Linked DNA regions of Homo sapiens: region 1 is linked to region 2. Evidence: chromatin loops called from intact Hi-C (ENCODE). Cell type or tissue: CD14-positive monocyte. All regions are shown on one strand. Each heading gives the region's core, and the rest is flanking DNA. Links, peaks and the distances in the headings are about the cores only. Region 1 overlaps JAZF1 (JAZF zinc finger 1). Region 2 overlaps JAZF1-AS1 (JAZF1 antisense RNA 1).

Region 1 (11,801 bases), core at 42-8,041, 88 kb before region 2:
AGCTGTGAAGACAAACTCACTGCACTTGAAACAATCAGACAGCAACAAAGGAACGAGGCAGGATTCACTGATTCACTGCTGAGTGAATGACACATGCAACTCAGGGTCTGGAGGAGGAAAACCTCCTTGCGGTTTACGCAGTCAGAAATGGGCAGCTGAGGAGTCCTTAAGGATAGGCGAGGTTTCTACTTACGTTGGCTTTACTTATCTATTTTACTGCTCTCATATTAACGAAGAGATGGTACTCAAATCTTTCCCCCAATCCAAAGTCAAGTAGAGCAAAAATAACTCTTTGTCTCCTGGCATTACGTGCTGTCCCCATCATTTTTGGTGAAGGAATCAGGATGGTGGGCCACCTTTCCTGTGCTACCAGGGAGCATTCACACATAGGCTGGGCTGCAGAGCCTGTAAACAGCCTCCTCTCCTCAAGCAGCCCAATTTCTCATATCTTAGCAATTGAACCAGACAACTATATCCCCTTTCTTGCTCTGTCAACAAATGCATGAAAAGCCTCTTTTTTTCTTAATGCCTATCAGACTGGAAAAAGTGCCAAAGAAGTATGTCGCCAGTGTCAAGAAAGACGTCCATGGAGAAAGAAAGGGCAACAGTTCACCTATTTTTTTCCCTCTGAAGATCAAAATGTAAACAGGCAGGCAAAGGCAGGCAAGCAGAAAGGCCTGGGTCAAACTCAAAGTTCCCCACCCCACCCCCAGTCTCTCTGCTCTATGAGACCCTGTCTTTTTGGGCTATCGCAAGTCCTCCTTGGCATGCCTCCCTCACCGGTGAACTTCTCAGTGTCAGAAATAGGGAGGTGCATCCAGTTGGTAAAAGCACAGAAATAAAGAGGCAATGGGAAAGCCTGAACCCACAGGTTCAACTAGATTCCCACACAAGCACACATTGATCTTCAATTTGAATCAGTGGGGGGAAAGGTCACTTATCTTTAAATGTGAGAGCTGTCTAAAACGAATGTATCTGCTGAAACATGGGATATAGCAATGGGCTAAATAATTACTGATTAATTCACTTAGCAGTCACCTCATTTTCTTCCCATTGTCTTCCCTACGTTTTCTTCCCCTGAGGAAATAAACACCCTGATGAAATAAAACAAAGTCTCACAATGCTGATTGGAAAGTCCCTTCTGGCAGGAGCCTCAGCAGTGACCACTAGAGCAAACACAGCGCCCACGTAATCTGCAAGAAGGTTTTACCTTCCTCTATTCCCTTGCCAGGAGCACCCTGACAAACATTACCTGGCTTCTTTGAAGATAGGTTTTCTGAAGAGGATTCCATTTCCTTCAGGAACTTTCTAGGGGAGGCAGTCAGAGGACTGAGTAACTGAAATGAGTGTTACTATAAGGAGGACAGGATCATCTTGCCCGGTGGGGAGGCAGGTCCAGAAAGCTTCGGGGGGCAGGGTACTGCTTCAGGGAATTTTGACAGAATCTGTCATCTTGTCAAAGGTGGGCATTCAAGGAAGTAGAAACAGGGTGAGCAAAGATGTGCTGGGAGGACTCAGGGAATTGCCAATAATTTGGCACAGATGGCCTGCAAAAGAATTGCTTCCAGACTTTTGGATTTCACAAAGCAGGCCATGAAAGAAAAGTAATGCCCATGGAAGAGTCCAGAAAACAAAGATATTGACTATCATTATCTTCATTTTGTAAAAGAAACAACAGTTTAGTGCACACATTCATCAAAAGGCATCACCTTCGAATAAAGGCCACAAATGCCGCCGTATCTAACTTGAAGAAACAGTCATGACAGCGTGTCTATGTTTTTTTCTCATTGCATGAGGACCGGTGGGAACACTGTCATGGGGCCAGCCCTGGTCTGCACATTTGGGCATGATGACTACAGGGCACAGGAAGGGGCTTTCCTCTCCTAAGAGGCCACACAACTTGCCCAAGCCTCACACGGGGGAGACATTAGGAAGCACTCAGGTGGGGTCTGAAGGGAAGCCTGTGTGTCCACCTGCTTCTCATGCTACAGGCCACTTCGCCTCCAGGCCCATGCTGATGGCCTGACAACTGAAGGAGACTGGCTCTTGAGGTCCAAAACTCCACCAGTCATTTAAGTGTCTGCAGGCAGCATGTGAAGTATAGTCATCAAGTATTTTAGATAAAAATGTGCTCATTCGATAGGTAACGCCATTAAAAATTTCATGCATGAAGAATTTGTAACTAGAAGTGAAAAAGTTTTAAGTTATAAGGCAAATGGAAAAGCACAATACAAATTATACATAATAATTAATAATGTAAATAAAGACTGAAAGGAAAGGCATCCAAATGTTAACAGCAGTAGCTCTTGGGAGGGGGGATTTTCGATATATATATATATATATTTTTTTTTTGAGACGGAGTTTCACTCTGTTGCCCAGGCTGGAGTGCAGTGGTGCGATCTCAGCTCACTGCAACCTCCACCTCCCGGGTTCAAGTGATTCTCCTGCCCCAGCCTCCCAAGTAGCTGGGATTACAGGCACATGCCACCACACTCGGCTAATTTTTTGTATTTTTAGTACAGACAAGGTTTCACCATGTTGCCCAGGCTGGTCTTAAACTCCTGACCACAAGTGATCTGCCCGCCTTGGCCTCCCAAAGTGCTGGGATTACAGGCATAAGCCACCATACCTGGCTTGGAGGGGGAATTTTAAAAATGCTTTTCTATGTCTTATAAATGTACTATAATTTATTTTCATGTTTTCCTTTATTTTCTATATTTTCTACAATACTTTCAAAAACAAAGGATGAGGCCAGGCACGGTGGCTCATGTCTGTAATCCCAGCACTTTGGGAGGCCAAGGCAGATGGATCACTTGAGGTCAGGAGTTTGAGACCAGCCTGACCAACATGGTGAAACCCTGTCTCTACTAAAAAAATACAAAGTTAGCCGGGCATGATGGCGCATGCCTGTAATCCCAGCTACTTGGGAGGCTGAGGCTTGAACCCGGGAGGCGGAGGTTGCAGTGAGCCGAGATCATGCCATTGCACTCCAGCCTGGACAAAAAGAGTGAAATTCCATCTCAAAAAAAAAACACAGAGGATAAAATCTTTTAATTTTTAAAAGTTTGAGTCAAAACTAATGTTTTTAAAAAACCTGCATTATCCAATTGTCATAAATTGCCACAATTCACTCTACTAGTGAAAAAACAAAAAAGAATTGTGGCTCATGTTGACATATACTTAATAATTATTTTTCTTTCTACTTTAGTATATCTATCTCATTAGCATTTTATTTTTAGATTTCCCAAATCAAACCAGCAGCTTCATGTCTTTACGTAGTTTCGTCCTCACATGATGATGTGAGAGTTTCGATTTGACTTAATTATGTCACTATGCAGAGGAAATTTAGCTAGGTCTGTTGATGAATCAGAAGTTCTCTTATATAAAACAACAACAACTACTACTACAGGTCAGCTAATGATATAGATGGTTTTTAAAGGAAATGAATCAGCTTTCATGGTTTCATGACAGGGTTGCTAAAACTTTGCTCTATACGATTTTCCCATATTTGGCTACATCTCTTCAACAACTTCACAAGTATTCATCTGAATACCTAAAAGTCCTGTATTTGGAATAAATCAAAAGGCTTGACTTACTACTCATGAAACCCTGAATCTAATTCCCTGGCCAGGGTATAAGTAAGCTGGCCCTCTGACCCACTCCATCTCCCAGTTACCCCACTGTGCTACTGAGCACACCTTTTCCTCTCCCAAACTCTACTGCATTTCTTCTAATACTCAATGCTTCATCTATGCCAGGCATTGGATTAGTTTTTTCTATCTCCCATTGACTCAGAAAAGGGAAAAGAAAAATCAAAGGCCATATAAGTAATAACAAATGAATCCTGACTTACTATTCCTTTGTAAAAGAAAAAGATAAAAATTAAAAATTCGACTCAGGAAATACAAGAATAGTAAGTAAATACAGCGAGTTAATGAAGAATTACAGATAAGAAAGTAGTGATTGAAGAATGAGTTATGCAGAGGCGAAATTCAGCTAGGTCTATTGACACAGGACAGGAAAAGGAAGAAGGTAGGAGGTTTGAAAAGGGGACACTGCAAAAAATGGCAGTGGAAAAAGTACAAGAAAGATACAGAGATAACCCAATACAGATACACAGAAATACATTTGAATTTTACAACTTTTTCATAACTATTATGATTACATGTTTTTGAAAACAGTGTAAATTGGTGTTGCATTTTCACAAAGCCGTATTATATAGTTTCTTAGTTTCTAGGGAGAATTTTTAAAATTTATAAATCATGTAAAAGGTTTGTTGAGCAGTCTAGGTAATTTCCAACTTCCAGAGACCAATGTCCAGTTCATTATAATTTCTCCCTCGAATCAGCACCTCCACTATGGCCCTATGAGCAGTGTGGGGCCACTAGTACTCTCCAAGGGTACACTACTTGGTTTGCTCATCTTGGAGCATACAGTTCTTAACACTGTCAGCCAGGAAGTGGGCTCTCAGAAAATGTTTGCTGAAATAAAACTAATGAAATGTAAGCATCAGGCTCTTTGCGAATGATAAAAAGCATCACACTTCCACTAAAAAAAAAAATTAGCAACAATGTATTTTATAAATTTATTTTCCTAAAGTCTATATTTAGAATATGATTATTCAAAAAAGTGAGTAACTTCTATTGGGGAAATTTTCATTAATAACCAGATTGCAGGTTTTTCCCAACTATAATAAAAAGGCAAAGACCAAAACAAAACCAAACAAAAAAAGGATTGTTCAGTTCTAGATGACGATACCAGGAAATTCTACCTGAGGCAAACCTATCCCATAGCCATCTCCATTCTAACTGTCTCACTCTCTGCAGCCATACTGAACAAACCTATTCCCTCTTTCTTGACAGCCCTCCTCATATCTGGAACTATGTTCTCTTCACCAAGCTAAGCATTACCAGTCCCTCTTCTCTTCCTCATTCATGGCTTCCAGAGCCTTCATTTCTTGATAGCCTTTCTACAGAGACTTATTTCATTGAATATGACAATCAGAATTGATGTGGTCTGGCAATGACCACGGTGGGGTTACCACTCACCATACCCAGAAATCCATACCTCTATTAGGGGTGCTTTGGGATGTCTGCAGCTCAGAACTGTTTGCAAAACATGTATCCTCTCCTGCCCTCCACCTACCTGCCCCTCTACCCCCTCCCCCTGGAACAATTATCATGAGACTCTAAGAGAAGTCCCTATCAAAACTTCACTATGAAAAATCCAGGGAGAACACTGGGAAATGCCAAGAATTCTCAGTCCCTGGGTACTTTCATAATGGGATGAAGAGGTACACATGAAGATGGCCCCTAACAAAGCCTCCCCGAAGTTTTGGGGACTGCTGTCCTCCTTGACTGACCCCCTCCCATCCCAACCCATGAGGGTAACTGGCTTATATGACTATTTAAGAAAGAATCTGCAAAGCGCAGATGAGCTTTTGCTACAATCCCACAAGTTGATCCCATAATCTAAGCTGTCCAGCAACAGAATAGACCTGAAATAAGCTGATGTGAAATAAGCCCTTAGTGATCACAATGTTCAAGCATGGCAGAGGGCCACTGTCAGGGTCCCTACAGAAGTCTCCAATGGGTAGAGCAGATGGGTTTGAGACCACTAATGACTCTTCTAGTACTTAAGATATGATCATTATACAGCCTCTTCAAGATCCTCTGGTCAAACTTAACCTCATATCCAATAGTCTGATGTTCTGGAGTGAGTGCAGGACTCAAACATTTATTCAACAATCAACCAACTAACTAACCAAACCACATTTACTGAATGTCTCTTGAATGCCAACCATTGTGCCATACAGGTGAAAAAGGAATTCCACTCACATTCTCTGGCCAATGGGATCCTTTATTTTTCTGCTTGATCTTATTAATCTATCACTGAGCAACCTTAGGCTGCTGCTGACAATTAATACTAAATAATTATTTATGATTCCCTATTCCTACCTTTTATTAATTATGGTACTTAATTTCTCAGTTTCAAAATTTCTGTAACATCATTGATTATAAATATATTCTATTTCCTACTAAGATGATGCCTACAATATTGAAAAAAAAAGGGGGCTCTCAATGATAGAAGGAAAAAATGGCCTTTTCTCCTAAAAACAATTATATTCAAAATAGACAAAACATACTAGGGAGAGAAAAAGGCAAAACATTAAAAAAAAAGAAAAGTAAAAGCTTAGAAGTAGATACAGTAAGATATTTGCAATTGCTATCTGCCCTTGCTCACTAAAACTAAAAATAAAATTGGCTTGCGGTTTACTAAATTTGGTTGCAAGTACTTTTCCCCACCAAACCACTCTGCAATCACATCAGTCACTAATGAAAATGATTGGGAGGGGGGATGGAAAGGAGGCTGCAGTAAAAACACACTGTATATTTTCTGGAACATATGATGAAACAGAAGGTTTCACTTCTTGTTTCAACCATTTTAGCACCTTCTCCTTTTACTCAATTTCAGGGCATGAAAGAGACTGGGCAGTTGTGCAGAATATGAGGAGAACTCATTTTGAGAGAAGATTAAAACCTGGCCCACTAATAAACTATCTTCAGTTACTGTACACATCAGTCAAACCAAATAATTCACTCTCAGTTTAACTCATTCTACAGGGCTCTGGAATAATACATCACTCTTCTGATAGAGGCACAAGTCCATTAATTACCAAACTGTGCTGCCACAGAGTTATACGGTCTTCATTCTTCCCCTATAAAGTGTGTTTTAGTTTTCGAGGCAAGAGGAGAAATTCAGAGGGGAAATGAGTAATTTAGGAACCTTTTACAGCTCTCTGGCCTGCACTAAGTAATCCTTTCTTCCCTTTCAGAGTTAATCATCAAAGGTACTGAACACAGTATGGAGGGCCTGGCCACCCATGCCCATTCAGCAACTACAACCTCCACCTAAATTCAGAATTATCATACAAGAAATGACCCATGCAGAAGAGACCAAGAGAAACAACCACATCTAGGCTGTGACAGCACAGAATGTATGTGTGTGTCTGTGTGTGTGTGCACGCGCACATGGGAAGTATAGGAACCAAATACCTGGGTCCAAATTCTAACCCTGCTTCTTCCTGGGAAGATGATCTTGTGCAAATTAACCTCACAATGCCTCTGCTTTTTGATCTGGAAAATTATCTTAAGGGTATAAGGGTACCTACCTGATAAGGTGTCTATGAGGTTACATAAGCTAATGTAGGTAATGTCCAAATCACAGTAGCTGGTATGTACATATACATACACCCTTGATAGATACCTTATTCATTCAATCCAAATTGCCACTCACTCCAGCACACTGGTATCTCTGGCTGCCAAGAGTTATGCAACAACATACTTAAACACCAAATCATCTAAATCATTTGGGTGGAACCATCGATCCTTAACCAGGCTTGTGAAAGGTTCTCTTGGCTCTGTTTACTTTGGACAGGCATCAAGCGTCTGTTTTCCTCAGAATCTGAAAGTCACTGGGTCAAGGCTGTAGAGGCCCCTTTTCACACAGAGGAACCAGTCAAGGACTGAGATTGCTCTGTGTGGTGGTGGTGGTCACCTGGCCAATTGCATGGGGAGTCACTTCGTGGCTTTGGCAGAGTCTGCCACTGTCTGCTAGAATAAATGTGGAGCCAAAATATGATTTGTCTATTTTGACTTGTGTACATTTTCTGAGTACAAGAGACTATTGATAAGAAGTTTAGGTAAGTGGAGAAAATGTTTGTTGATTCCCCAGAAAGCACAAAATGTTCATTCAGTGAAGAGAGAAGACCATTCGCTCATTATAGTTATGAATTAACGCTACATCTTCTACAGCAGAGGTTCCCAAGAGTGTATTGAAATTACCTGGGAATTTGTTGAAACACAAATTGCTGGGTCTCAGCCCCATAGTTTCTGATTTCGTAGGTGTGGGGCAAGAGGACACAGTGTTGAGAATCTGCACATCTAATACAATAATCCAGAAAATACTGCTGCTGCTTGTCCAGAGACCACTCTTGGAGACCACTGCTCTATAAGCAAGAGTACGTCACCAAGAAATTTAAATTCAGATCCTAGAACTAGAACACTACCAAGCAAGGGGGGAAATCATTCTTATGAGACAGTCATTGAATGAATGCATGAATCAAAGGGCAGATAAATACCTTCTCTTCCATCATATGCTACATTTCCCATATTTGTTTATACCGGACTCCATACTACGTATAAATAAAGACAGTCTTCAATATCCATTAAGATGACCTTCGATATCCTTCAACCAACCACAGTGGATTCTGAAAGCATACATACATGTGCATGCACACAGCCCCTGTGGTGGTCTGCTCAATGTAACTCAATCTCCTCTCTCCTTCCTTTTAATAGCAGAACCTCCAGAGTGTCTGCTGGGCAAATGGCTGCCCAGCTGCAGACTGATCTCCTCAGCACCCCCACAGCTAGGTGTGCCCACTAAGTCCCTCTTCCCACAGGCTGATAAGCAGACAAAGTGAGAGGAGGCTGGCCTCAAGCACTGAGTCAGGACCACAGCCTAGAGTAGAAGGTGGCAAAGTTCCTTTGTAAAGAGCCAGACAGTGAATATTTTTGGCTTTGTGGGCCCTATCAGCTCTATCACAATTATTCAACTCTGCCATTGCAGCACAAAAGCAGTCACAGACGGTATAAAAATAAGGAGTATGACTGTGTTCCAATAAAACTTTATTTATGGACGTGAAATCTGAGTTGCAAATAATTTTCACATTTTTTCCAACCATTTAAAAATGTAAAAGCTATTCTTAGTATGCGGGCTGTACAAAAACAGGAGACAGGCCAAATCTGTCCCAAGGGCAGCAATTTGCCAACCCCTGCCCGATGGGAAGATGACACAAGACAGAAGGAACCCATCCTTAGACAGCTTCGTGGAGGAGACATACTATCCACCCTGAACCACAGTCTACTTCCATTCGTGACAGAGACAGCTTTTATCTTCTTTTAAACAATTGATTTCAGGGTCCCTGTTAATGAAGCTTAGCATGTAATGCTAACTCATGCACCTACATACACAAAATCACATTTTGGTGTGACACGGTTTGAGTTTAGTACTGTTCAAAATGAACAAAAAATTAAGGAATGGAAGAGTCCCCTTTATTTTTTTTTAATCCCCGATGTAAGCTTAAATTCCCCATGGTCTCCTCCTAAGTTTCTCAAGTAGCAGAACTGATAGGAATAAACACTCATGTTGGTTCCTGCAGCAGGGATTGCCCAATGTCTATTCTCTCTTTATCTCTGCATAACAGAACCCTGCACAATGTGCCCTGCAGGGGGAATTATACTTCTCGACCTCTCAAAACTTGGTTGAGGGCAGGCACTCTGGGCCTAGGGAGAAAGGAGACCACATTGAAAACACGCGCGCACACACACACACACACAAACACACACACACACACACAGAGAGAGAGAGAGAGAGGGAGAGAGAGAGAGAGAGAGATACTTCCTAATGCTGCCTGGGCCTCACCCAAAACCCATGGTCCATAGGGGACTGACAGGAGATAAAAAGGCAAGGAGGGGTAGCCAACGTAATGGAGGCAGTAGTTATTGGTGGGGCTTTCCAGTAAGCCCTTTTGGCCTTCCTGCCCTTCCTTCTGGAAGCCTAGAAATCAGGAGTGCTAACGAAAGGGGAAGAGAACGGCAGAGACTCCAGCTGGCACAAACATCCTGGACCACTGAAGACAGCAACAGGTGAATTCCAGAATTCTTGACTTAAGCTGCTGTGTCAGGTGTCTGTTACTAGTAGCCAATGCAATTCCAATTCCCATAAGCCCCAAATTAGATCCTATTTCCACAACCGAATAAAGGTAGCACCCACATCAACGCAATGCACAGCTCTGAGATGGAGAGAATTCTCAGATATAAAGGAGCAACAATACATGGGGCTAAGATGCGGGTCTCATAGGGTGACTCTGGGAAAGCCAGTTTTTTTGCCTAAGTCCTCTCACCATCAGTTTACCCAAATAACTTCTGACTGGTCCTCTGTAGAAGCAGTCCTATCTTTGATTGCCATTGAGAATTCAATCTGATATGGACATAGACTGGGCTTAATGATGTCGAGCATTTGAATGAATGTCAAGAAAATGAGCTGCTCATTTTGGCTCTCCACTCATGGCTTTAGGCCTTGGACCAGCCTTCCCTGACTGAAAGCCAGTCAGTAGGTCAGAACATCCTATGTGCCAGCCACTGTCCTGGGCCCTGGGAACTGCAGTGCACTTGGCTTTGAGTCCCTGCCCTTAAGGAGCTCACAAGCTGATGAGGGGAGAGAGACGCTGAACAAACAAATACATAAAGACAATTTCGATAGAGGAAAGTTTTATGAAAAGACATAACGGGGTAATGCAATAGCAAAATAGGCAGGAAGGTGGGCTCCTAACTCAGCTGACATGGAGAGAGAAAGCCTCCGAATAGATGAGACTTAGATGCTGAGGGGATATTCATAGGAAAACCCAGGGAAGTAACTGGGAGTGGGGTTGATGGGAACTCCCTGTACTACTTTTGCAACTTTTCAGTAAGTCTAAAATTATTCTAAAAATTAAATTCATTTTTAATATAACAAATTTTTTAAAATCTAAAGAGAAACCCAAGCAGAAGAAACAAGAGCAAAGATCTTGAGACATGAACAACACTGGCCAACTCAGGAGAGGAGGACCGTGAGTGGGTGCAGCACAGGAGCAGAGAGGAAGGCGGGAGGTGGGACCTTCGAGGGGGCGTGGGCAGGAGGTGTTGAGACCGTAAGCCCTGGGAAGGTGTCTGGGTTTTCTTTTGTTGGAATGGAGAGCCTTGTCAGCACAGTGGCTTGACATGATTGACATTTTGAAGGATCACTCTTGCCGCTGTGGAGGACGAGCTCTAGGGTGGTGGAGAAAGTAGAGGCAGGGAGGCCCAGGAGGAGGCTGCAGCACTGGGAGATGGGGCTTCAGTCGCAGTCTTCAGCCTCCTTACCAACTGCAGGAAGAATCAGTTTTACCTAGTAAAGTTCATTCTTCCTGGTGTACACATAGCCTATTATACTGTAGACTGCATAAAAACGGGGAGTCTAGATTCTCATACTTCACTCCTGGTGCCTGAACAATTTTTTAAAATATTCACCCAAGCCCTGATACCCCTTATAAGCGAAACCATAATTACGAAATAAAGTGCTTTGAATTAAAAAGTTGTTTTAGGTTAGATTGTGATAGTTTAAAAATGGCTACTTCATGAGTTTGATTTGCTTATAATAGCAAAAAAGCAGAACTTAACAGAATGATGGGGTGATACTGCCCTCCAGGTGGTGAAAATCGGTTCTGGGTGGGGTACGGAATCTCACTCTAAGTGTAAAGCACAGATTACATATAGGACATCAACAGATGCACAGTTTATCTGTGGTATTAAAATCTCATGAGGAGGGATGGGAATAGGAAAAAAATGTCAAAAAAGGCTCCAGGATATGGGGGTACATAGTGAAAAAAGAGTTGAGAAACGTGAATTTGCATAAACACCCCAAATATAGCATAACCCAGGCAGAACTCCGCTGTCACTCTCTCCCCTCACCCTGTTCTACCTTTCTTTCCAGCCCTTACCACTACCTAATATGACATACTTTTGTTTCTTTGTTGTCTACCTGTGTCCCCCATCTAGAATGTAGGCTCCATGAGGGCAAGGGCTTTGCTTGTGGCTGCACCCCCAGCACTTACAGAAGGGCCTGGCACACGGTAGGCGAGGCTTGTTTTGTGAAGGGAGGCTGTTGGGTGAGATGTCCTCAAAGGTTCCTTCTGCTGCAAACTCTAAGATTCTCAGATGCCC
Region 2 (16,220 bases), core at 4,147-12,146:
GGCATGAGTCACTGAGCCCAGACCAGAAATGGACAATATTTTAAAAGCACACATAAAAAAAAATCTAAATTATCCAGAGTTGTCATATCCCAAAATAACCTCTGTCTTACTTCGGTTTCCCCAGAAAGACCCTGGGACAAGGGTTCATGTGCAGATTGTCTTTTGGGAAGTGATCCCAGGGAATGGGAGTGGAGGGCTAGAGAAAGGGAAGCAGGGAAGGAGGGAAAGGCCATTCAAAAGTGTATTATCAAATCGTTCACCACTCTGGGTAACTAAGGCTTAGTCTCACTGTAGAATGAGCTTCAGATTGTCCATTGAAGAGATGGAAGGTCGAGGCTGCAGTGAGCTGTGATCATGCCATGCACTCCAGCCTGGGTGACAGAGTGAGATCCTGTCTCTAAAAAGAGAGAGAGAGAGAGAAAGAGAGAAAGAGAGGGAGAGAGAGAGATAAGAGAGAGATGGAAGAGGTGAATATATTCAATGGTGTGTTGGAACCTGCTTGCCCAGCTTGGCATGGCCTGTTGTGCATATGTCGTGCCAACTTTGTGCTCAGTGACATCAGGTTGGTAGCTTGAAATTGACCACAGTGGGAGTGTTTACACCGTGGAAATTGGTGAAAGCCACATATCAGGGCTATTTTTGTTAGACAGCTGGTTGTTAAAGTTTATTGGCATATCACTTGAAATATTGATCCACTGGCTCCCATCTTCTTTTAGTCAAGGGTCACCCCACAGGGCATGAACTCCCTTGTTCTTCTAAATTTGCACAGACATCAGAAGGCTGAGATGGTTTCTGCAGACAACCCACAGGGCTGAGAGGACCTCCTCCCAGCCGAGGCAATAGGCTGTCAGTTTACACCTGTGTAGCTGCTTTCCACAGCAATGACTGAAGTAAAATGGACGGCTGAGGGGCTGTAAGGCCCCAGAGATGTCTAATCCAAGCAGTATTAATGTTTTGGCAGTTTTCATGGACATGTGCATGCACACATATAAAAACACACAGTTTTAAACTTACTAAAATGGCATCATACCAACTATACTTTGTCTCCTTCTCAGCTTTTTATGTTTACTTAACAATAAATGGTGAACATTTTCCATGTAAACAAATGCTACTTTAGTGGTTGCAAAGTATTAGATATACCATAGAGTATTTTCTAATCTTCCACTGTTGCACACCTAGGTCTGTTTTCAATTTCATGCTATTACAAATAGGGCCATGATGTACATATTTGTATATATATCTTTATACCTCTGATAAATTCCTTGAAGTAGAATTACTGGGTCAGAGGGCATGCCTATTTCTAAGACTTTCGAACAGATTGCCTAGCCTAGAATATGTGTATCAACAAAGCCCACACCTTATGATCTTTCGAAGTCTTTTCTAGCCTGCCTGCCTGCCTGCCTTCCTTCCTTCCTTCCTTCCTTCCTTCCTTCCTTCCTTTCTTCCTTCCTCCATTCCTTCCCTCCTTCTCTCCTTCCCTCCCTCCCTCCCTTCTTTCCTTCCTTCCTTCCTTCCTTCCTTCCTTCCTCTTTTCTTTCTTTTCCTTTCTCTCTCTCTCTTTCTTCCTTTCTTTCCTTTTTTTCAGACAAGTTCTCATTCTCTCACTCAGGCTGGAGTGCAGTGGGGCGAACACAGCTCACTGCAGCCTCCACCTGCCAGGCTCAAGTGATCCTCCCACCTCGCCCTTATGAGTAGCTGGGACTACAGGTGCACGCCACCATGCCTGGCTAATTTCTTGTATTTTTTGTAGAGATAGGGATCTCACAATGTTGCCCAAGGTGGTCTCTAACTTCTGGGCTCAATCTGCCCACCTCAGCCTCCCAAAGTGCTGGGATTACAGGCATGAGCCACCATGCCTGGCCTTTAACTTTATTATTCTATAATTCTCTCATTCCAATGCCGAAGTATCAACGATTCCTGTAAGACTAGCATGAACCACAATAAGTAAATAGATTGCTTATGACTCCGTATCCAATAGCCCTGAATAGTACATACTTAGAAAACAAAACAAAGCTACTTTACTTTAATATCTCTACCCAAAGAAATAATGTTTTTCCATATTTATAATTCATATAAACAAAACAAACTTGCAGCACTCTAAAAATTGAGTTCTTTAGACTTTAAAACTTAAGGCATTTCTATAACTGCTATTAATCACCAGTCTTAAATATATTATCCTCATGTCTTCAGACTCAAGAAGGCTTTTGTCTATAAGTCCATTCTACATAGCTATTTTATTTGGAAGAGAGCATAACGCAGATGACAAATGATTCATTGTTTCTGGAGCAAAGCAATATTATTCCAGAACAAAAGGAAAGAGAAAAATAGTAACAAACATTGTGATATTTTTGAATTTGGATTGATTTGATCCTTCAACACTGTTCTAAACTATCATATTTCTATTTGATTACTTTTTTTCCTAGTCATATCTTTAACGACAAAAAAATAATGTTTGAAATCTTGCATATGTGCTCGGGTATTTAGTAACTTAAGACATTCGTACTGCATTGAATTCTATCGCACGCAAGAAATTAGAAAACACAAAATCAGTGTAACAAAGCCAACATGGGATTTCTGAAAGGCTTTAATTCAACATTTGTCACAAATGTTGACTAATCACCTTCTCTGGTCTCGTTGTAGTGCTAGGCACCAGAGATAATGCAGTGAACCAGACAGACACCATCCCTAGCCTCATAGAGCTTGCAATTAAAAACCATACTCCAATGGAAATAAGGAAAGAAAGAGGCAAATGCCCAGACCTCTACTTGCTCTTCTGGTCTTCCATTGCCTTCTCAGCTGTTAAACCAACTCTTTGTGTCATTTCCTTTTTGAACAATGAAGGGCCTGCTACTGGCCTAACTTATAAGGAAAAGCTCATAAAATTGATTTGCCAGATTGACTCACAACCCAAATGCATCTCATTTTTATGGCATAAAACGAAGATGTAGTGTGAATAACAAACATACTTACTTTAATGGATGTTAATTGTATTCTTAGTCCCTCTCCAGGCAATTAATATTTTCCCTTGCCATTTTATACATAAAGATCCTCTGAAAAACTCAGCTAAGGGCATAACAGGACTGTTGTCAGTGACCATGGATCCTAAAAGATCCATATAGGCTCCCAGGGCAAGCTGGTCATGGGTAAAACTGTGAAGGTAACGGTCGCTGATCATTGTTGCCTCTCCCTGGAGTGACGAGATATCTCCTTCCCACCCTCTGCATCCAGCATCTCATACTTGTGCCATCCTTTCCTTGTTAAAAGGTTTTCAGGAACTGATCAAGTATTAATGTCCAAAGAATAATAAAACGTGAATTTTAGCGAAAGTCAAAAGGGTGAATTTAGCAGAAAACAAATCTTTAAATCAAAGGGATAGCTCTACATATGTAATTTAAGGTATTAATTAGCATATAGAATATATCTGGGCAGGAGAAAAGTCCAGATATAAAATAACTCTAGAACAAAAATAAGAGAAAACTAGTTAAACATTGGTGGGTGGATGACAGGCATCTGGGTGTAGTAGGGAAAGCCCAAACTCTGGATGAAAGAACATACCTGGGTTCAAATTATTCCTGAGCCTCAGTTTCTCCAACTACAAAGTGGGAACAATGACATCTATAAGATTTTTTCTATTTATGGGATTAAATATGATAATGTATGTAAAGTACATGGACCACATGAGCTTATGCCATCATGAAGTCAGACCACAAAAGTGCTTGCAAATTCTGCATATGCGCACTTCCTGAATGCATTTTCCTATCCGTAAAATGAGGTACAACAGGATTTTCAGCTGAGTCTGAACCCCAATAATTTGGAATACCGATGGAAAATCATGGAAGGGAGAGTGGGAAAAGCAGACTTTGTTTTGTTTTTGTTTTTGTTTTTGTTTTTGAGACAGGATCTCCCTCTGTCACCCAGGCTGGAGTGCAGTGGTGCCCTTTTGGCTCACTGCAACCTCCGTTTCCCAGGCTCAACCGATTCTCATGCTTCAGCCTCCCGAGTGTCTGGGACTACAGGAATGCACCACCACCCCGGCTAATTTTTGTATTTTTTGTAGAGATGGGGTTTCACCATGTTGACCAGGCTGGTCTCAAACTCATGAGCTCAAGTGATCCACCCGCCTTGGCCTCCCACAGTGCTGGGATTATAGATGTGAGCCACCGGGCCGGCAAAAGCAGACTTTTTTTTAAACTTCAGTTTGTTTTTCTAGAGCAAAACAGTGGGGTCTTTAGTTTGCATTAGAATTACTCAAGAAACTCCTCCCCACCTTTAAATGTTCATTTATTTATCACAATGAACAGGAAACATGTAAGCCAGGTAGCTTTTTCCTCAGGAAATTTGTTTTTAAATGCACATTCTGGGGCCCATTCCTATGAAATTCTGATTCAGAAGATCTTTGGGAATCTGCATTTTTAAAAAGTTCCATAGGTCATTCCGAGGCAGGGCAGCTGTGGGCAAACTTGGAGAAACAGGGCTGGAGAGAGAGTGCCTTGATTTCCACTTTGAGAACACAGTGTTTGAGAGTCTCTTTAATGTGGTATTTGGTAATGTAAATGGAAAGCAAAACTCCTTTCCAAAGTGGAAGGATTTAAGACAATGAACAACTAAATTGATTGGCAAAGTAAAGTAAAGGCCGTTTTCATTGTGAAGTGAAATCTTGGCAATGTGTTTCTTTAAGGAAATGCTTCTTGTTCTTAATATAGATTTGGGCTGCTACGAATCTGGATATTCTTTTGGTTCCCAAAGAACCAAATCATTACGCCAGGAGGGCTAGAGCTGAGGTGGGCATGAACAAAGGATGAAGGAGTCTAGTTTCTCTTTGCTAATGTGAACGGAACACAGAGGTGGGCCTGGTAGTTCCAGAGCCCAGCACCTTCAGTTCTGTGCGCAGTTCCCTCTTGGTGTTTTTTTATACCAGATGTTTCAAAATGTGAAAAAGATGCTACTGTCAGCTTGAATTCGGATGCCTTGTCCTTTTCGCAATAGGAGGTGGGGCCTTCCTGAATGTCAGGGCTTCCTGGGTGGTTGGCCATCCTGGAAGGCAGAAGTTTGTGAGCAGTGAAGTTTTCCTTCAAACATTGGTTGGGGCCTGGGCTCTGGGAGAAGACAACTGGTCTAGGGGCTCTTGCTGGGGAAGGCGCTGGCCACTGCAAAGTGGTGGGCGCAGGCCAGGGATGAAGGAGAAAGTGCTAGTAGGCCACTTTCCTCTGGAAGGGCTCCTCTTATGATTCTGCTGGCAGTCACATCCAGTGTGAAGGTCTTTGTTATTCTTTGATCTTTTATTCTTTTTTGTTATTTCCAATCCTTCAGTAAAGTTGGGCACTTGAACAGATTTTTCAGTTCCACAAATTGAAGAGCACCTCCCATATTCTAGGATACTGAAGTTAGCATGGCAGACAAGTGTCCTATCTTTATGGGCTTTCTAACTTTAGATCCTGAGGTCTGAAGGGAATTAAGGAATGAGCTGGCATCCAAAATTGGACTGGGTTGTATGAGGTGAGCTACACAAAGGGTCCGCACTCCTGCTGTGGACCTGGCGGAGTTTGCCTGGAGCGACACAGATCTGACTACTCAATCCACCTTGAGGTTACCACTGATGGTCTGTTATCCTTCTCCCCTATAGAAAATCCTTTTAAATTTGGATTAAAGATTTATAGAGCTTTACTAATGTCTTCAAAGAACGGGCATATGCAGTTTGAACTCTATCACAGAAGCAATTCAGTTCTTTGCAACTAAAAACATTGGCTTCTACTTGAAGTATAAGTAAAAACTGCCTGATTGACTTGATGAAAATGAGAATTGTTTGTAATTAGCAATCACTTGATTGGCATCCAAATAGCAGCCTGTTTGCTCTCTTGAAGCATGCTCAAATCACTCACCATCTTACTTTAAGAAAAATTTCTTTCAATTACAGATGTAATGTATGCTCCTATTGAAAATTTAGAAAATAAAAATGAAGAGAAGGAAAAAAAAGATTATCAATAGTTTCACTTACATATACATTGTGATTTATTTTCTTCTTCTGACATACAAACAGTTGCCACTTTATGAAGGTTTGACCTACAATTTTTCACTTTTTGTACATTGGTACAAAAATGAAATGCATTTAGTAGAAACCATACTCCAAGTATCCACCCAACAATTCTCAGTACAGTATTTAATATATTACATGAGATATTCTACACTTTATTATAAAATAGGCTTTGTGTTAGATGATTTTGCCCAACTGTAGGCTAACGTAAATATTCTGGACATGTTTAAGGGAGACAAGTTTAAACTATGATGTTCTGGAGGTTAGGTGTATTAAATGCATCTTCACCTTATGATATTTTCAACTTAAGAATGAGTTTATTGGGACGTAGCCCCATCGTAAATTGAGAAGCATCTGTATTGATTTTTAAACAGTTGCAATTTCATGGTATATGTGCAATTGCATAGGCTGGTTTCTTAAAAATCTGTTTTTAAAATATCTGCTAACTATATAAAGCAGGAAAAATATCACTTAGAAGTCTACCTCCCAGAGGCTGGGCACGGTGGCTCACACCTATAATCCCAACAATTTGGGAGGCCGAGGTGGGTGGATTACCTGAGGTCAGGAGTTCAAGACCAGCCTGGCCAACATGGTGAAACCCCACCTCTACTAAAAATAAAAAAATTAGCTAGGCATGGTGGCACACCCCTATAATCCCAGCTACTCGGGAGGCTGAGGCAGGAGAATTGCTTGAGCCGGGGAGGCAGAGGTTGCAGTGAGTCAAGATCGTGCCACTGCACTCCAGCCTGGCCAATAGAGAGAGACTCTGTCTCAAATAAATAAATAAATAAATAAATAAATAAATAAATAAATAAATAAATAAATAAATAAAAAGTCTACCTCCCAGAGAAACTATCCCTTCCTTCCTTTAACATCTGGGTGCATTTTCTTATAATTCCTTTTTTTTAAACACATAGTTGTGTTTATGCTGGATTAAAGTTTTGTTAATATGCACAGATCTTGTAAGAAAGAGTTTCAAGAGGCTCAGTTGCAGATCATATCTGTTATTGGTGGTTTAGTAGTCTTTCCCAATTAAACCTCAATGACTCAGGACTCTCAGTATGACTTTTAAAGGTGCAGAAAGCCATCACTTATGTTCCATGGCAGAAAAAAAAGGACGATTATGTTGCACTATGTCATTCTACTTTTGTGCAGGGAAAATACCTTTTGAAAGTAATTCTCCTGGTTCAGTTTCTTAACAGTGTGACCCACATAGCCAATGTTAGCAAGCACTGGAAGAGAACACTATTAATTACAGCTTTAAGTGGCCACTAAACATGCAGAAGATTTCCTCTGAACTGAGAGTTGAAGGATATGGTGCAACAAGCCCATTTCCTGGCACTGGAAAGCGGAGAGAGAGCTGCAGGAGAGGCGGTGGTGAAGGAAGCAGTGCAGGGCCATGCGTGGCCCCCGACGTGGGCATTCGGCTGGAGCTCTTGATTCTAGGTCCCAGCCTGAGTACACGAGGATTCCTCTGGCCTGTTAGCTACAACTTCCTCTTCTGGAGGTCTTACTTGTCATCTATGTCTTGGTCGTCTGCATATATTTTCTAGAAATTTCCTCAAGGTACTGTGATGATTCACTTTCTGAGATGTCACAAACTTGAGAATGACTTACTATTGTCTTCGTATATGTGTGTGTGTGCATACACACACACACACATACATATGCATGCATTCTGGTGTCATGACCCTTTCCCTAAAGTCTTTATTGTCTTCTGAAACTTACTATTATAGATGTCAAGACTGAGCAAAACCTGATTTGCATCCTTTTATAGAACCTTTTGTTCTTCTTATTTTAATTTTTAGTTTAATAATTTTTCTAGAATATATATATTGTGGATACTTGTTTTGTAAACCCCTCAACTATACTTACTTTCTGTGTGATCCAGTTTGTTTTCCCCCTTTCTCTTGCAGCCCTTCTACCGTGAAGGTGAGCCGTGAAGTCTATTGCCCAGGGATTGGGGACGTTTGTATTAAAGAAGGTTTTGGAGTACAGAAGCAGGAAGATGTGTTGTGGAGATGCTGTTGGCAGAAACAACTGGCCTTGACTAAACAAACCAAGAGTTCCTACAGGAGCAGAGGCAACCGGGTGAAGGCTGACGCCCTTGCACAGGCTTGGGCAGCTCTTCTCCACATGTCCACGTGGCTCACTTCCTTACCTACTTCAGGGCTCTGCTCACACGTCACCTCCTCAAGAAGGCCTTCCCCAACTACCCTGTCCTCACTCCCACCCCTTACCCCTGCATTCCCTGTCCCTCTCACTCTGCTGTGGTTTATCCTACCTGACATAGAACAGGTTTATCTCCCTGTTGTCTAGCAGGCTTTTATCCAGTTCTGCTTTGCCGGACTGTATTAAGTAAGTCTCAGTTCCTGGGCTTTATCACTCAGCATGGGTGGAACACACGAAAATGGGATTTTCCTGTTCCCACTACAGCACTTTTCTTGTGGATACCACATCTCCCCATGTGCAATATTCTATTCCCATCTCACTCTTACCTTGTGCAGAGCTATTTTCTCAGAGCATGAGTCTCTGAACGGAAAATCTACTGCTTTGTGCCCTGCCTGAGGATAAGCTTCACCAGAGCAGTCTATATTGTTGTTGCTGTTGTTGTTGTTTATTGCTGTATTCCTAGCTTCTAGAACAGTGCCTGGCATGGCAATCAGTGGCATGAGTAAATTTATGAGTATATATAATGGACAAGTTTGGGAGAAGATAATTAGTTTGGAAACGGGAGAGTTTAGTGGGAGAGACAGGGCCCTGACTACCTCAAAAAGCAGCAGTACTATAAGAGGACAGAGTTTCTATTTTTCTGCCTGGTCTAGGACTTGTACTGGTCTTTCAACTTGAATTCATGCAGCAAGACAGTGGTGGTGAAAAGATAAAGGCATTTCTACCTGGGTAGACAGTTTCTTTTTCTGGAGACAAGAATTGAGAAGGCCTACCAGATTCTGGCAGTGAGTTGACTGTACTTGTTTTTAGCATTGTGAATTTTTGCCTTCATATGAATTTAAGTAGGGAGTTTAGCAATGCTGTTTCAGGGTTTCCATCCAGATTTTCCGTTTCAAATTGGACATCTATTTGCACCTTTAATTCGCGTAACAAATACTTCACAGAGAATACAAAGTTGAATTATGGGCAGCTCAATTCATCCCCCCAAAGGCAGACAAGAGATGGCAGGTCCAAGTTATGCCTATATTACACAGTAGAGATTATTTTAAGTGTTTTGTTATTGCTTCCAAGTTCACACAAATGCTTCTTACTAATTTATATTGGTCACATTCACTATTCTTATTTGGTACTCATTAGTGACTTTGTACTCTCTTAAAGAAAATAAACCTCCAGATTAACTAAAACATTTAAATATGAATTGTACATAGGCTTTATTCATTTATAAAATGCAAAGAAATTAAGATTAAAAGGAAAACCACATCAAAACCCAGAGACATAAATAAAATGCATTTAAATGGCTCTTTGGTAGTTTATTGATGCTGAGATAGTTTTTTTCTCCCCTTGAAAATATATAAAATTTTCTTTTCATCTTCCCTGAAGCATATCCAAATAAGTTAGTGACTACATAATTAATATCCAGGTATTTTGTGATATTTGGATAATAGGCTTCAACTTCTTCTAAACTTATTTTATATTTCAGACCACACATTTGCCGTTTGTTGATAATGTTTTTGGTTGCAGCCTGAGATATTTCCAGGTCTAAAGCCAGGTTCACATTTTGCTTTGAAGAGACAGAAATTCCAAACAAATACAGATAGTCAGGCCATAAACTTAATTAAAATTTCTGCTTTACTGGATGTTACATTAAATATGGCCATAATGCCAAGAGAAATACTTGAAAAATCCATTTGCATCCACATACTGCTGCTTCCACATAGAATAAAATAACAAAATGCTAAGAAGTACATGTTTGTGTGTATGTGTGTGAGAGCACATTTGTATTAAGCTAGTTCTCTCTTTTGGCTGGGTGGCCATACTAGTCATATTTTGACTAATAAAAGATTTTTTAAAAAAAATTTAAAATTAATTTTTTTTTTTTTTTTTTGAGACCGAGCCTCCCTCTGTCACCCAGGCTGGAGTGCAGTGGAGTGAACTTGGCTCACTGCAACCTATGCCTCCTAGGTTCAAGCAATTCTCATGCCTCAGCCTCCTGAGTAGCTGGGATTACAGGCATGCACCACAATGCCCAGCTGATTTTTGTATTTTTAGTAGAGATGGAGTTTCACCATATTGGCCAGGCTGATCTCCAACTCTTGACCTCAGGTGATCTGCCTGCCTTGGCCTCCCAAAGTGCTGGGATTACAGGTGTGAGCCTCGACACCTGGCCTAAAAGATGGGTTTTAATTAAAATCTGGGATTGGCCAGCTCCATATCTGTTAACTTTCCCATATAGTGCTGGAGCACTAATTTAGAGAGCTTTTGAACTACTGTGTGGTTTGTCTGCCTCCTTTTTGTGTAAATCTAGGACATCTTTTTTTTTTCTTTTTCAATTTGCCTGGAATATTTTCTTATTTAGAATTCTATGGAGATCATAACTCATCTCCAGGAGAGTGAACAAGGTCACTCATAGGAAGGTGGAGCATGTCTTTCTTATACAATTGGAAGGGAGGAAGGGACCCAGCCCTGTCATTTACAGGTGAGGACTCTGTGTCCCAGGAGGGCAAGGGAACATGCAGAGTCTGGTGTGGTGAGCACAGGCCAAGCCCTGTGCAGATGGGGCAGTGAGAGCAGAAAGGACGGCTGGGGCCACATTTGACAGGTCTGGTTGACCCTGCAGTAGGACATCATCCAGAATTTCCATTAGATGCCTTAGTCCCAATTCTTCAGAAAGAAGGGCTTGAGAGCAAGCCTATGTATGAAGTCTTTATTGGTGAGTATGATCCCAAAGAGGAGTAGGGTTGTAAACCAGGAAAGACGGGTAAGTCAGCCACTACAGTCAACTGGTTGTTCTGCCCATCAGGACCTTGTGAGGAGCCTAATGAATTGTAGCCTGGGACCCTCTGTCATGGGTTGAATTGTGTTTCTCCAGGATTCATATGGTGAATTCCTAACCCTCAGTATCTGAGAATGTGACAGCATTTGGAGATAGGGCCTGTAAAGAAGTGATTAAGATAAGTGAGCCTGATAGAATGGGCCCTGTTTTAATCTGACTAGTGTCCTTTTAGGAACAGAAAATTTGTACACACACAGAGACATCAAGGATGCATGTTCACAGAGGAAAGGCCAGGTGAGGCCATAGCAGGAAGGCGGTCATCTGCAAGCCAAGAAGAGAGACCTCAGAAGAAACCAACCTGCTGACACCTTGATCTTGGACTCCCAGCCTCCAGAAGTACGATAAAATAAATTTCTGTTGTTTAAGTCACCAGTCTATCGTGCTTTGTTATAGCAACTCTAGCCAACTCATACGTTCTTTGACAGGGAAAAAGAAAGACTTCAAGTTTTGACTCTTAGAGGGCTCGTTGCCTAGCACTCTGGGTTGCATATGCTTGGGTATGAAGAAATTTCCCCTGGAGTCTCATGCATTGAGGTCAACAGAGATGTCCCAGGGCAGGAGATGACAGGAGCACAGCTGGGTGGCAGATGTGAGAAGCAGATTGGAGCCTATGCGGAAGTGGACTGCAGGGGTTGAGAGGTGGGGAGGGGAGACAGGTAAAGCTGGGAGGAGCAAAAGCAGAACTGAAGTGGTGTCTAATACTCAAGGTAATAATGGTATTGATAATAGGGATACTGATACTGGGTGATATTTATTGAGCATATTTTATGTGCCAGACACTGGGCTATGCACTTTACATAAACTATTTCCCTTTCTATCTCACTAACTCTCCAGCAAACACTCTAGGATTTAGGTACCACTCTTATCCCTATTTTACAGACAAAGAAACTGAGGCATAAGGAGTTTCAGGCACTTATCCCAGGGTCATAACAGCTACTAGTCAGTTGCCTCAACTCAAGTGACCTGGCTCCAAATTTTGCATTCTTACTCTGCTTTTTCTTGATGCTGTCATTAAAAAAGTGTTCTAGAAAGATAAATTTGAACAGTTATTTTAATTCATTTTAATTTCATATACAAGTTATTTTTTAAAGAAAATACAAGGTATTCTATGTGCAAGATTATCACAAAAAGATCAATATAATAGAGTGGTTAAGCATTCTGACCATAGAGCCAAGTTCCTAGGTTCAAATCCCAGCTCTACTATCTTCCTGCTATGAGAATTTGGGAAAGTTACTCAACTTTTCTGGGCCTCACTTCAAACCTGTGGATGATAAAAACAGCCCCTACCTCATAGAGTTAGTCCCAGTTTTCCAGAAAGGGAAGGATTAAATTATTTAATATACATAAACTGCTTTTTGTACGTAATGAGTACTAGAGGTTTTTATTAGTATAATCTTTAAAAATAATTTAGCTGGGCACAGTGGTGCAGACCCGTAGTCCTAGTTACTCAGCAGGCTGAGGCAGGAGGATCTCTTGAGCCTAGGAATTTGAGGTATACAGTGAGCTATGATCATACCACTGCACTCCAGCCTGGGCAACAGAGCAAGACTTTGTCTCTAAAAAAGTAATAATAATAAAATAATACATAAATAAATGAGGAAAAATTGACCAGATGTGACTTTCAATAACTCTTACTCATATTAAATTCTTGAATTTTACATGTGGATCTCTGAATTTTTGCAACACTTCAGTTGCCATGTAAGCTAAGGGACACAGTTTTTTTGAAGTACTGGTCACATGTCAGCTGTTAAACATCACGTTACCGGCATCATAAATGAAGTCACCATTTGGCAAATAATTTGTTGGCAGGAGTGGCTCTCACCAACAGGGAAAACGAAAAAACACAAATAAAATCCCTATTGCAATTATTTAACGCATTTCAGACACATGGCTCAGCAATTTTTTCAACTGCAAATCTCTTTTCCTTCCATCTTTGAACTCAGATGGCTGAGCTGTGCGGAGGAATTGAACTGTCCGGTAAATCCATTTATTTATTTATTTATTTATTTATTTATTTTTTCTGTAGCTGTCACTTATCTGCAGGTGACGCTGTTTACCACAGAAAAAGATAAGCACATTAGGGAAACACATGCATGGTCTTTGTCTTAAAAGGCCATAGTTTGTTAACTGATTGCTTTAAGTTAACGTGGGGAACCCGCATGAATGGTTGCAATAGTTGTCCTTATGTCATTTCCTCCCTTTCAAGTGTAGATAGAGCAAGTTTCCTCATCTGAGAAATGAAGGGGGTTGGACCAGATATCCTCCAAGCTCCCTTTTGGCTGTGACATTCTGTGGCTTCAGATTCTCTTCTTCTTGGGCAGGGTTTTTGGTTTTTAGGGCACTGAACCCAAACAGCCCTACCTGCTAATTTCAGTTTGGGCTGCTGTGAAGACAAAAGGCAAGGCCTGACGTTTCAGTAAAGCATTATAACATATAAAGTGGCTTCACATATGCATCCTTTATAAAATCCTCCCAGAAACTTCCAAGGAATTTTGCAGATGAGGAGAATGAGATCCCAGGAGGTCAAGTGACTTGTCCAAGGCCACACAGCTTACAGGAAGCAAGGCCAAGTTTAAAACTCAAGTCCTTTTATCTGTTGGTGCAGTGTTATTTGCAGCATGCCACAGTCCCTCACAATCCAAGGGATAAACCTGATGAGATTATGTGAACTCTTTCAGTTCCTTCAGCCAATCGGCCAGCATTGACTCTACTAGTTCTGATTGGGTCATGTGTATAACTCTGAACCAATCATTGTGGCAAGGGCAGTGTAAAATTTCTGATTGGCCAGACCTAGTCACAACCTTCCCTTGAAACGTGGAGAGGTTCCCTGAAACACAAAGCTAAAAATAGGAGATGAAAAAAAAAAAATTAAGGGCCCTCATCAGACAAGACAGAATAAATGATGCACAGAAAAATAAGAAAATTCGCATTGCCCACAGAGAAAGAATTTCCCCTAAGATACACTTCAAAAAGAAGTTGTTTTAAAATGTTTTATTTTCTATTTTGTCTTAATTGAATTTAATTTTTGCAAAAGCAGTTTTTTTTGAACTGATGTCAAATCGAATACTAACTCAAGGGTGGTTGAGGGAGCACAATGATAAAAGCCCAATCATTTCAAGTACAGGGATTTCTGAAATTCACATCCATTTAGTGCATTTGGGTCCCAGCTCAAATGAGATAGGCTCATTCTTCTTTGGGAAATGAAATAAGGATTTGAACTGCTCTCAATCAGATCAAATCAACAAACATTTCTTGGACACCTTATGTGTAAGGTGCCCAGGATAAAGAGAGGTGGCTGAGCCAGCCACGTTTCCAGCTTTGTTAATTTGACAATACCTTCTAGTTTTCTGTTTCTTGCCTTGTGATCCCCAGATTTTATACCTGTGAGAAATTTTACTTGTTGGGCGTGCATCATTCACATTCCCTTTGGCTTCTAGAAGCTGCTCAAAAGGTTTTTTTTTTTTTTTTAATTGCTTTTGGATTATATTCTGTTGAGCAAAACTTTCCCCGTGGTTGTTATGGCAACTTTCAAATTGCAAGAGTTAGATGTCAGCCCAGAGGTTTGACAAACAGATGACTTCCAGACAGAGGGGCTGATTTAGGAGTTTTGGATGGGGACACAGGGCTTTTACTGTACTCTGAATTAGTTTACATAATTTGCAAATTGTTTTGGTTCAAGTAAGCTAACCTCTGAACCAACCATACAGTGTTCGGTTACATTCCAAGTCCCTACAAGGAACTACTCAATTCATTCATTAATATTCTGTAAGTTTCAACTAGCAGCTAACTAGTTAGCCCATAGATGTGGGGGCAGTGGACGGTGTCTGCATCTTGCCGTTGTTAGCAAGCTGGGTGCGGTTGTGCTTTTGCTTCACATGTCTCCTAACTCGTCCTCAAGTTTTACTGGCTTCCAAAAACACGAATCCATCCCATTACTAAACCTCTGTCCAGAAGCCTGACTCTTACACACTATCTGGGACTACCTGGGACTGTTAGGCTGAATGTGATTGCAAATCATAATTTTCTCAGTGAAAGGAACGTGTTCCTGTTAAATTCAGGGTTGTGGCTTCCCCCTCCCAAACCCCCAACAAAGACTCTTAGTCTACCTTTTCATTGAGAGTCTGTATAGTTATTTTTTGTTTTTATTGTTATTGTTGTTTGTGTTTTCATTAGGACAAAGAGTTATTTGTAGTTCCAGTTCTTGAAACTAAAGTCTATTCCTTTAAATTGTCATGTAAAGGAAATAAAAAAAAAAACTGTTGAGAGGTAATTCACATACCACAAAATTCGCCCATTTTGAATATGTAATTCAATAATTCTTAGCAAATTTACAGAGTTCTATAACCATGATCACAATCCAAATTTAGAACATTTCTAACACCCCAAATAGAAACCCAGTGCCATTTTAATCACTTTCCAGTCCCACCCCAGCCCCAGGCAACCAATAAAGAAGGATGATTTATCCTTAGTCTACTTGGCTTCACTACTAAATCCTCAAAGTCCCTTTTGGGATTCATGAATGACCATCATTCCAGGAAAAAAATAAAGGAAACAAAACCTTTATTACTTTTTTCCTGGTTATAAAAGTAAGACATGCTTATTGTGAAACAAATTCAAAATTTAAAGAAAAATACTTTTAAAATATGTGATTTGTAGCAGAAAAAAAACCATTGTTATATTTTGGCATGAAATATTTCAGGTTTTTAAATCATATTAGAAACAATAAATATTTATAGTGGAAAATTGGGAAAAATACTTAGAAGCACAAATAATTTTAAAAATCACTTAATTTCACTATCCAGAGATAATCTCTATGTATTAGTTAGCTTTTTCAGTGTAACAAATGGCCTCAAAGAGCTCAGTGGCATAAAACAATGAGCAATTATTTCTTGCTTATAGTTCTATGGGTAGGCTTGGGCAGCTCTGTTTCATGCTACAGGCCAATTTTAGGTTTGTTTCACAGATGTCACTTTATTTCTTAAACTCAGTAATTACTTGGAACATGTCTACTCAGAGGATTAGTGGAAATGTGATATTTCTTAAGGCCTGCCATCAGACCTGCCATACTCCATGGCCCAAAACAAGGCACATGGAGAAGTCCAACTTGAATGGGCGGGGAAGCATACTCCTCTCATGGTGATACTGGGGGAAGGGAGCCAGTATTTGCTAAACAGTATATCAGTA

The links. Hi-C counts contacts between places; a loop is a spot of excess contacts. Peaks named below come from ENCODE experiments on the same cell type or tissue, not always from the same donor. Only the 100,000 strongest peaks of a DNase experiment are listed, where the experiment ranks them.
Region 1: a loop joins it to region 2, with 2.2 times the contacts of the local background. A loop is called at or near these places in 2 of 110 quality-filtered maps.

What each region holds. Positions count from the first base shown.
Region 1 is chr7:28,148,770-28,160,570 of GRCh38, forward strand. All of the region lies in intron 1 of JAZF1 (JAZF zinc finger 1), which reads right to left. Among named protein-coding and RNA genes, the nearest start is that of JAZF1-AS1, 26 kb to the right of the region's middle. In CD14-positive monocyte, for the core only: no CTCF peak of the experiment used is centred there; DNase peaks (open chromatin) are centred at 1,842, 3,332, 6,392, 6,802 and 1 weaker place; H3K4me3 peaks cover 4,024 bases; H3K27ac peaks cover 4,186 bases.
Region 2 is chr7:28,232,510-28,248,729 of GRCh38, forward strand. It overlaps JAZF1-AS1 (JAZF1 antisense RNA 1), which reads left to right. Exons shown (of 4, transcript NR_034097.1): 4 at 7,948-8,868. Among named protein-coding and RNA genes, the nearest start is that of JAZF1, 60 kb to the left of the region's middle. In CD14-positive monocyte, for the core only: no CTCF peak of the experiment used is centred there; DNase peaks (open chromatin) are centred at 4,982, 7,082, 7,572 and 8,192; H3K4me3 peaks cover 3,752 bases; H3K27ac peaks cover 4,217 bases.